Linked DNA regions of Mus musculus: region 1 is linked to region 2. Evidence: chromatin loops called from intact Hi-C (ENCODE). Cell type or tissue: left cerebral cortex. All regions are shown on one strand. Links, peaks and the distances in the headings refer to the core of each region. The heading gives the core; the rest is flanking DNA. Region 1 holds the start of Slc39a2 (solute carrier family 39 (zinc transporter), member 2). Region 2 holds the start of Pip4p1 (phosphatidylinositol-4,5-bisphosphate 4-phosphatase 1).

Region 1 (5,370 bases), core at 140-5,139, 960 kb after region 2:
GGCCTCAAACTCAGAAATCCGCCTGCCTCTGCCTCCTGAGTGCTGGGATTAAAGGCGTGCGCCACCACACCTGGCTTCCCTCAAAGTTAGTCTAGTCAGGACACCTCTGTTTATTTGGTTTGTTTCCATTTCCTGTTTCTATTCTAGAACAACCCCATTTCGCAACAGGAAATGTTAACCCCCCAAAACAGGAGGATGCCCATCAGAAAGGCAAGGGCACCTCAAGTCTACCTTCACACAGCCTAATGCCCAGCTGTAAGGGAAGGGGACCGAGACCCGGAAGAGGGCTGGGGGCAAGCTGATAAGATCACACCACAGGCTTTGTTAAAGGTCAAGGTTTTTAGAGTTGTTGGCACTGATAGACATCTGGTAGACCATTCAGGTTCAGCGCTCAGGTTCTGCACTTCAAGCCTATAAATTGCCCTGTACAATGAAAATGACAAGGTTAACAGTTGCGAATTACAGTACTAGATGGCCACTGGGACGGCACAGCTTGCCTTGACTGAAACAATGAAAGTGTTCTGCCTGACCTTTTTTTGTTTGAAGTTTGTGGGTTTCCTTAAACTTTAAAGATAAAAAAAGAAGTGTTTAAACTTTTATATAAGAGAAAAAAACAATTGACTGATTTCTCTGGGGGGGGGGGGAGGCTTCTTCACAGAGACAGAAAGTGACAGGTGGGACATAGGGTACCAAGGCTCTGGAGAAGCAGAGGCAGGTAAGTCTCTGAGTTTATCAAGGCTAGCCTGATCTACATAGTTCCAGGCTGGCCAGGGCTATACAGTGAGTCCCTGCGTAAAAAAAAAAAAAAAAAAAAAAAAAAAAAAAAAGTGACAGTATACATGTTGTAACACTAGGAATAGCACACAGGCACACACACACATGAGACAGAGAGAGAGCACTCCCAGGGAATTTCCATGCCTGGAGCTATTTTTCTGGAATTAGAGGAAAGGGGACTCTCATCACTTGCTAATTCACACAGAAGAGTAGCAACTCCACCCCCTTTACCCTCAGGTGGCCCCAAATCCTCTCTGAAAGGGTTCAGTTCAAGTATCAGCGCGGCCACCTGTAAGACTTAGGATAGGGTAGAGCGTAGGTAGAGCGTGTGGAAGGCTTATATTAAATGTCCTGACCGTGGCAGGACCAAATTGCCTCACACATAAATTAGCTGGGACGTAACTACCGTAGGTTGTTCCATTTGAGGTTAGATCAACCCCAGACATGAACTAAGAGTCCTCAGAGAGCTTGGATTAGTCACAGCATTGAAGAGAAAACTTCTCTGAGCTGGACCTGGCAGGGAGTCTGGAGTTTCTGGTTTGGAAGCTCAGGAAGGTGTAAGGCAGGGGAGGGGCCTCCAGATAGTGGGAGGGTTGGTGACTGGGGCTGAGCCCTCGTCTGCTATGCGGGTGAGAGCTGTGTAAACCCAGACAGTCCAGGGACAAGAAGGTTATCAGCAGTCCTGAAATTCACGAGAGGAAATACTCCACTTTGACCACTTCAACTGCTCCTGACTGCTTTTGCCTTTCTGAGGTCTCTACTTACCCTACAACCCAAAGATGGAGGTACTACTAGGAGTAAAAATCGGCTGCCTGCTTGCTCTTCTGGTTCTCACACTGGGCTGTGGCCTTACTCCCATCTACGTGAAATGGTTCCAGATGGATGCAGCTACAGGTACAGCCCCCACTCTGACTCTGTTCCTCAGACCGCCTTATCTCAGACCTTTCCTAGCATCTGGCTCTGTTCTCTCCCACCCCACCCCACAGATGTTGAGTGCCATCTGTTGCTCTTCATTCATTCCCATTTACCTCACTGCTAACTGGAGAGTAACCTCTGCTTTTTTATTAGGTCATCACCACAGGGTCCTCAGCCTCCTGGGCTGCACCTCTGCAGGTGTCTTCTTGGGAGCAGGGTTGATGCATATGACTGCTGAAGCTCTGGAGGGAATTGAGTCAGAAATTCAGAAATTCGTGGAACAGGTGGGTAGCCAAGAAATCCAGTGGCAGGGCTATGGGACCGGGATGACAGACAGAAGCTGGGGCCATCGGGAAAGCTCTGAGTGCAGCGCACCGGTGGGACAGCCGCTGTTGAGTAGACGTGGGGGGTGGGGGAGGTGGTGGGGTTGAGCATCTGAGGAAAGCTTGTTGGCTGAAAGGGCAGGACAAGAACTAGAGCTGCCTCAGACTCAGTCTAATTTCTGTTTCTGCCTTCCTAGAATAGTACAGGAAGTAAGGGAAATTCTTCTCGTGATGCTGCTTCTAGTTACGTAAGTATCTATCATTAGCCCCTGCCTGGAGATCGAGGCGAACCTGGGACTTTTCGTGCCCCTTTTGATATGTGAGGAATACCAGGACTCTCTACTCTCACTTCAAATAATGTCAAGAAAGACAGTGCCGACCTAATCTTTGTTTGTGGGCCCTCAGAAACAGCTCTTGCATCACTCCATCCTTCCTACCCTGGACCCTATGACAGAGGTCACATTATTTTCCTTTATTTCTAATCCAAGCGGCATTTTGTCCCTCAGCCCCTCTGGATCTCTCTCCTCCACGAGGCTCCTCTCGGGCTCCACCCCTTTTGGTCCTTGTACCATGTGGTCCCGGGTCCACTCTATGTCGTCTCCTTCTTTTCCTGGCTTATGGTACCTCTCTGTGTTCCTAGGTGGAGTATCCCTATGGAGAGCTCGTCATCTCCCTGGGCTTTTTCTTTGTCTTCCTTTTGGAGTCGCTGGCATTGCAGTGCTGTCACGGGGCTGCTGGAGGATCGACAGTACAGGAAGAGGAATGGGGAGGGACTCATGCCTTTGGATTCCACAAGCATCCAGCGGTACCCTCACCCTCACGGGGTCCCTTGCGCGCCCTGGTCCTTCTGCTCTCCCTGTCCTTTCATTCCGTGTTCGAAGGCCTGGCTGTGGGACTACAGGCCACAGTGGCGGCCACCATACAGCTCTGTGTCGCTGTGCTGGCTCATAAGGGGCTTGTGGTGTTCAGTGTGGGCCTGAGGCTGGGGAAGATCGGCACTGGACCACGATGGGCCACGTTCTGCATACTGTCACTAGCTCTCATGTCTCCTGTGGGCCTAGCCCTGGGGCTGACCGTGGCTGGAGGAGCCTCAGGACAAACACAGGGATTAGCCCAGGCTGTATTAGAGGGCATAGCCGCTGGCACGTTTTTATATGTCACCTTCCTAGAAATTTTGCCCCGGGAGCTGGCTTGTCCTGAGGCCCCTCTGGCCAAGTATAGCTGTGTGGCTGCTGGGTTTGCCTTCATGGCCCTTATTGCTTTGTGGGCCTGAGACATTTCTCACTGCTCTGATAGACCTACCTAGGATAACTACTTCTAAGGACACTCCCTCAATAACTTCGGTCCTCAGACATTATTTTCAGTGAGACTAAACACTTACTAGACACGGACTGACTCAGATTTCATACACGTGAGATCCTGTCCTTGCTCAGGACTTAGAAAGAATGTTTTGTTTGCATGCCTATTTAACTGGAAAATTGGTATCAAGACCATCACTCCAGATTTGTTATTGTGTGTAATAAAAGTCCCATTTTACCTGTTCCCTTCAACCTCATTGCAATTCTGCCTCTGATAGAGGAAAAGTGGGTGGGGTGGAACCAGTAGTCATTTTAGTGGCTATAGGCCATTCCCGCCCCCCAAAATCATAGACTGCTATAAACATCAACAACCCCTTATCCCCTTACCCATGATAGCTGAGAAACAGACCAGCATTTAGAGGAAGATAGACGTTTAGAAACAGAAACTAGGAGATAAATATTTTTCCTTCGCTAATTACCTTACCCCACGCTCAGTGCCTGTTGTCAGCCCCACCAAGTTCCTATTTTCACACTGAGTCTTGTGTAGCCTCCCTCTAGGATACTACTGCTATCCTCTGAGCTTCTCTGGCTGCCACAGGCTAAAGGATTAAAAACCTGTGTTTGCAGAAGGGGACCGGCGCCAGATAAATACCTAGTGTGATTATCTGAGGTGTAACCACCTAGTGACTTCCTTCTGTCTCCCTGACCAACTGCTACTAAAGATAGTGCAGAAGGCAGTTACTCCTGACAGACGGACTCTCTGCCCTCACCTGGCTGGAGGATCTCACACTTAGTGAAGAGTTGGGGAAGGACAAACGGGCTCTGCAGTTGGTTTGCCCCCACCAGTTTGCCCTTTCTTGTGATTTTCAATGTGATAGCCCAAATAGCCTTAGCATGAAAAAACTCCTGAAGTCATTCATGTCTCAATCTTCTTTCCTCTGTGTTCCCCTCCTGAAAAAGTAAGAAAGCTAAATCCAGTCTCCACACAACCAGGGATCAAGGAAAAAGCAAATGGGTGGGCAATGCTGGGAGGGAGAAGGGGGGTGGGGATATTTTCTGTGAAACACAGTCCGGTTGCTGTGTGCTCAGCATGAGTTGCACAGAGCAAGGTGCTCAGGAGAGCCTGGTGTGTGCCGATGGCACGGGCAGGGAACACCTGTGATGTGACAGGTGCTGCGCTGCTGTTTGTACACAGACTGCCTCACTGGCACAGCTCCAGCAGTGACATTATCCCCGTAGAAACCTAAGAAACCCGGCATCCAGAAAAGTTAAAGAACTTGATCTCCCAGCCAGTGGGGCCTCAAAGCTCATTTTCCTATCACTGTATAAAAAGCTCCGTGTAGAGTCTCTTCTTCCTTGTGCTTTCTCTTCCAAACGTCCATATGTGTTAGAATCCCAGATTAGAGCAGAGAGTGTAGGGCATAATTGAGGAAGCTGAATGGGAGGGTATTCAGTAAAGATGTGTGTGGGCAGGGTTTAGACAAAGCAAGAAGCATGCAATACCCTGAGCTGAGTAATAAGCATGCTGTTAGTAGAAACCAGAAAGGACCAGCCCTGAGAGTGGTGTCCTTCATCTACAGAGACCCAACCAGAAAGGTACTAGAATAATCTTATTTCCCTGCTCTGATTTGCTAATGATGTCTTAAGTAAAACCAAACAGAAGCCTGAGGATAGAAATGTAATGCTGTCTGGGCAGGGGTGGCGCACACCTTTGATCTCAGCACTCTGGAGGCAGAGGCAGGAGGATTTCTGAGTTCGAGGCCAGCCTGGTCTACAGAGTGAGTTCCAGGACAGCCAGGGCTACACAGAGAAACCCTGTCTCGGAAAAAAAAAAAAAAAAAAAAAAAAACCTGTAGTGCTCTATAGACTGGTCAACCTCCGGTGACACAGATCTGTCCTGCATGTCATCTATTACCTGCCATGTTTACCTTAGAATGATCCTGCCAGCACTCTGGCAGGATGCGTTGTACGAAAGCTTCAGAACTATGCCTGTCACAGGAATGTGCCTAAGACGGGAACCCGACGGGAAGTGCCCTGGCCTGCTATGGCTCTCTCCATGT
Region 2 (5,370 bases), core at 111-5,110:
ACCCCACAGGACGAGAAATGTGGGGAGAAGAGACTGGGTATTGAGGCCAGAGCCAGCCCCTGGTGAAGTGCAATAGCAGCAGCAAGGTCCTAATGGTGCACAGAGGGAGGGGAACACCCCCTCCCATCTCCCACCCCAACCCTGCCCTGGAATGTATTAAGGGACAGGAATGGTTCTCGGGAGCACGTACAGGAAGGGCATGGCTAGAACCATCTTTAGGATCCAGGCTTAGGGGCAATGTTGCCTATTTACCCTAAACAGCAACCCCTGGAAGAGAGCAGCCAGCCAGCAATGGTCTTACCTACCCTTCCAAACATAAGGAAGGAAGGGACTGCTTCCTTCCTACCTCTCCCCAGGGAAAAGGGAGGCAGCTGTTTGGCTTCCTTGTAGAAGTCCAGAGAGCCTTTTGTAGTGTTACTGTTGGTACCAGGCAGCGGTCAGGCACAGACTGCATCAAGGGGCTCAGGAGAAGTTCTGGACAGGATGGCTGACCTTCATACAAGCCCAATAAAGGGCCCGACCCAAACATAGAACAGCCAACAAAATGACAAATGCCCAGGCTGCGTAGATCCCTCCATATTGCTGTGCATGCTTCCATGTACCAAACTGACAGATGAGGAAGAAGAAAAAGATGAGGTTACTTTTGGTATCTACTATTTCAAAGTCCTAGAAACAGTAATGCAATGCAAACTTCTGTCTCTGTACCCCAATCACTTGTAACACCTTCAGGGGTCTTTCCAAGATCAGGTGGTTTAGTGCTTCCTTCCCTTAAGCAGTAAAGTACTCTGCCATCCCAGGCATCTGCCAGCATTTCTCACATCTACTGAGTGAACCAGGATTGCTGATAACTCATTTCTTTCTCCAGAGTGGGGACACTGTTTAGCTTCTTAGTTTATTAGTGAATTTTAACTTTAGTTCACCTCTACCTAAAAGTATACTCCCCCTACATCCTATCACCAGACTCATTTTAGGTTTTTATTTTATAAGGCAAGGGTCTCATGTTGGTACCCTGCACAGCCTCAAATCCTATAGTCAATGGCCTTGAAATTCTATGCTCCTGCCTCTACCTCCTAGGTACTGGGACCACAGGCTTGCACCGCCATGCTCAGTTCTGCTCAGTTTGTGTGGTGCTGGATGATCGTGTTCATGCAAGCTAGGCCAATACTTTTACCAGCTAAGCCACATTTGCAGCTGGCAACAACCTACTCCCTCATTTTGTATTATAGATGGGGTCTTGCTATGTAGCCTGGGCTACCTTAGAACTGCCTGTATTCTTTGATTACAGGGACAGAACCCAACACCAGCTCTCTCACCATTCTTTAAGGTATCACCTTCTCAAATCTTAGCCTGTGATGAGGCTGGTAAGAGGTTTGCATTGAGGCTACTCACAGCAAGGCCAGTGGCAGTGACTGCCAAGAGTAAACCAAGCAAGAAGCAGCAAATACATCTCTTCCTAGGATATCGTCTCCCAATAGATGACCTGTGGGGAGCCAATAGAAACTGATATTTGGAATAGCCCTGTTGATTTTATGCCACCCACCACCCAGTCACCAGTACAATCCCTAACCACTTACACTTTTCTGCAGTGAGGGCATCGTGCCAAGGTTCGGTCTGTGAATTCTGTCCACTATGGAAAAAGAAGAACAGCCATAGAAAGAAGGCTCTCCTCCATGAGAACCCGAAAGCAGGGGGGAGGAGGAAATTCTTTTCAGGATTTACTACTATTCCTAGTACTTGCCTCCTCCAGGGTTTCCCAATATCCCTCCTCACCAGAAACGTGTTCTTGCAATGTCCACAGATGACCCTGACACCCATTGGCTGTGGCTCTGGACTCAGAGGTCCTGGATGCACAGGCCCTAGGTTGATGATTCTTTTGCTATACAGGGGGAAAAGTATGTTTTTAAAATTCTTAGTTCTATTTGGATCTGATGACACACTGCATCCCAGCACTTAGGAGGTGTAGGCAGGATGACTAGACATTCAAGGTGCTACTACACAGGCCTTCCTGCCTCCACTTCTCAGGTGCTGGGATTGAACACAGGCATGCACCACCTTGCCCAGCTCTAGATTTTTGTTTGTTTTTTTGTTTGTTTGTTTCCCTATTGCTTTACAACTTTCCTTACATATGGCCTTCTCTTCTTAGGTCTCTTACCAGTAGGGCCGAGGGCAGGCAATCCGCTGAGAAGTCACTTTGCAGATAAGGAGACAATTACAGGGGCATCGGACATACTTCTTTCCTGGAGGTGCATTCTTGATGGGCTAGAGAACAATGAATAAAGGAACAATGGGCATTTCAGCAGAGAAGCCCATTATCCCAGTCCTCTGCAAGGACATTACTGAGAAAGAGAATCAGACATTTGAGATATACAAATGTTGCCAGCAGAGTAGAGTGTGCCTGTGAGACTGGGGCAGGAAGATTGCAGAGTCTGATGGGAACCCGGGTCATTGTGAGATCGTCTCAGAAAAGCAGAGAACCCCAAAATACAAAAATCAAAAGCAACTGCAACAACTGCCAGTGAGAACTACACTTCAGGTCCAGGAAAGATCAAAAAGTGAGAGCTTGGTGAACGTTATTTTTAGTGAGTGGCTTCTAAAGAAATGGCTGCTGCAAGATGCAGGAACTGAAAGTTTCATGAACAGGGTGTTGAACCAGAAAGAGGATCCAGGAAACAAGGCCCATTCTGCAGATAGTTATAACTCACAGTGGCTTCGTTGCAGACACCACATTTGACTACATGCTGATGCATCTTGCCTTCCACGTTGATCGGAGACTGACAGACGCGACAGGTAATCATGGGGGCACTCCCACTATCCGGGCTAGTCAAGGGTGAGTAGGGGGGTGGGTCCTCTCCAGGCAACACGGCTGGATGTCCCTCAGGGAACGGGGGAAATGCTACGAAGAGGAAGCAGATAAACCCAAAATCATCATTCGAACACTTCCCACGGATGCTCCACGGACGTGGGGAACCCTCTGAGTAAGCTCGATCCGCTGCTCACAAAAAAAGCGCTCAGATCAGTTTCCTCAAAACCCGCTTTCAGGCCAGGCTTAGGCAGTGATTGCGGACCGAGGATGCCTCGCCCCGTGACAGGTGCCACGGGGCCACACCTGGCGCGGAAGCAGGCTCCGCCCCCTGACCCGATCCGCCCCTAGGCCTGCGTGCACCTCAGACCTCCGGCTTACCCTGGGGCGGGGCATGTTTACCGGCTCCGTACGGAGGTGCGGAGGGCGTCAGGCCTCCACCGGGCCCGGTCGCGCTCCCGCCCGGGCCCGCTAAGCCGTTGCCACCAGCGCCGCCATCGCCGGCCTCGGAGAGCAGCGGGGAGCGCTCTCCGTCTGCCGCCATGGCGACTCCCGCTCGGTCAGCGACCAGCTCCCGCCGCCGCTGCCACCGCCGCCGCCGCCGTCGCTACCGGGTCCCTAAGGCGCCTGCGCGCCGCGTTCGCCCGCAGCCAGTGCCGCCCCGCTCACGTGACAGGCTGGCCCCGCCCCTCTGCGCTGTCATTCGTGGACCTGAAACAGTTCCCGGTTTGTAAGGGAGCGTCCCTTCTCCATTGGAGAGAGACGTGTCACGTCACTGTCACATGGTCTTCCCGTAGCTGCTGAGTCCGTAAACACTGCACGTGACTCGAAGTTGTGCGAGCGATTGGAAGTGGGGCGGTCGCGCTACCTCCGGCCCAGGTGGGCGGCTGCCCCGCACGCGTCACGTGCGCAGCCTGTCGCGTGAGTCGCTCCTCATTGGGCCCAAGTCTCCCGTGGGACGTAACCCTATTGGCCCAAATTTAGCGCCAGAACGTGAGGGCGGCTGCCTTCTGGCTGGCAGGGCTGGTATCCTGGGCCGCGGGAACCGCCCTAAAACCTGGACAAGAATCGAAAAGCCACCGGGAGCTTGAGGGCTTAGCACGCTTGTCTGACTTGGCACAAGGCCCCCGAGTAGTGGTGATGTGGTTGCGTATGCCTGTAAATGCAACACTTGGGGAGATGAGTTAGGAAAGGGAATTCCAGGGTAGCGGAGAGAAACACTGAACTACACAAGGAGGATCAGAATACAAGAGGGCGGGGCACTGGGAAGATGCGTTAGCGGTTAAGGGAACTTTCTGCTCTTTCAAAGGAGCCTAGTTTGAGTCCTAGGGCCGATGCTACCTGTAACTCTACCTCCTGGAGATTGTGCACCCGGCAGCTACATACACGTGGCTTAAGTGCGTGGGCACACACACATATATATAAAATAAAAACGTCCAAAGTTAAAAAAACAGAAGGTCACAGTGTAGGGCTGTAATCCCAGACTATGGAAGATGGAGACAGGAGGATCAGACATTCGGGTTTGGCTAAGAGTTTGAGACCAGCCTGAGCTATATGAAGACTGTCTAAAAGCCTAGTGCGCATGCTGAGTCTGAGGCTGGCTAAAGCAAGAGGATCATGAGTTTGAGTCCGATTTGACTCACAAACGGAAATGAGAGACTGTTCCTGTAGGATGGTTATGGTGATGCTATCTGGTGAACTTAATGGTAACCATGCTGGAAGCCCTAGGTTCCCTTTCAGCGCCTAAAAAAGATAATAATAATAATTTTTTTTTAATTCTGAAAATGTGCTGTACTACCACTGCTACATCCACAGTCTTTAGTTTTGAGACAAGATCCTGGCTTGGAATTTGGTGATTCTTCGCAAACCTCCCGGGTAATTGAGAATACAGGCATTTGCCTCTAAGCATAGCTGTAAAATTATAATTAATTCTACAAGTGTCTCTACAAGGGTTAAGGTTGGAACCAACCTGAAAGCCCCTCTCAAAGCATGTGTGCAAGTGCTGTCTACGGAAGCTGCCATGGGAGAAAAGCAACTAAAACCCCCTACAAATCACAATGGCCAGCCCAGCAAGAGTGGGTTCAATAGTGTGGCACTTCATCTCAAGGGTAACCTGCTGGACTTTAGGCCTGGGATGGTGTGCTTCTGTCAACCTTGTCAACTACTGTGGCTGGTGACGTCATGGGCCCTAGGAGAAAACCCACTGCTGCTGCCCTCCTAAAACACTAAAATTCTGAACAGCATTCTAAATAAATACCTATATATATGTATCCACACGTCTGCCTGCTCCCCCCCCTCACACACACACACACTCTCTCTCTCTCTCAAATACACCATTAAAGAAGCAGCCTTTCCTCAGAGCAGATGGAGGCCACTACAGTGATCCACAACTGATCTAAATACCTCCATTGCTGAAATGAAAATTATCTTTTATTAGTGTCTCTCTCCACCGATGGAAGGGAAGTGCATCATTTTACTCAATTGATGTATACTGACCTGTCAGATATATACACATGTGTTTATTGATTCAGCTAGTGACTCAAATCCAAAGATAGTTTTGTCATATTTGG

What was found. A loop is a pair of places that touch in the nucleus more often than their neighbours do. Peaks named below come from ENCODE experiments on the same cell type or tissue, not always from the same donor. Only the 100,000 strongest peaks of a DNase experiment are listed, where the experiment ranks them.
Region 1: a loop joins it to region 2, with 2.6 times the contacts of the local background. A loop is called at or near these places in 2 of 42 quality-filtered maps.

What each region holds. Positions count from the first base shown.
Region 1 is chr14:51,892,247-51,897,616 of GRCm38, forward strand. Slc39a2 (solute carrier family 39 (zinc transporter), member 2) reads left to right here and starts at 1,364. Exons shown (of 4, transcript NM_001039676.2): 1 at 1,364-1,668; 2 at 1,843-1,973; 3 at 2,210-2,260; 4 at 2,653-4,499. The coding sequence starts at 1,554. The coding sequence ends at 3,285. In left cerebral cortex, for the core only: no CTCF peak of the experiment used is centred there; DNase peaks (open chromatin) are centred at 2,270 and 4,695.
Region 2 is chr14:50,927,432-50,932,801 of GRCm38, forward strand. It overlaps Pip4p1 (phosphatidylinositol-4,5-bisphosphate 4-phosphatase 1), which reads right to left and starts at 3,418. Exons shown (of 7, transcript NM_001033271.5): 1 at 3,182-3,418; 2 at 2,703-2,893; 3 at 2,153-2,259; 4 at 1,771-1,876; 5 at 1,575-1,627; 6 at 1,390-1,480; 7 at 1-606. The coding sequence starts at 3,344. The coding sequence ends at 463. In left cerebral cortex, for the core only: no CTCF peak of the experiment used is centred there; DNase peaks (open chromatin) are centred at 2,771, 2,987 and 3,583; H3K4me3 peaks cover 1,958 bases; H3K27ac peaks cover 1,415 bases.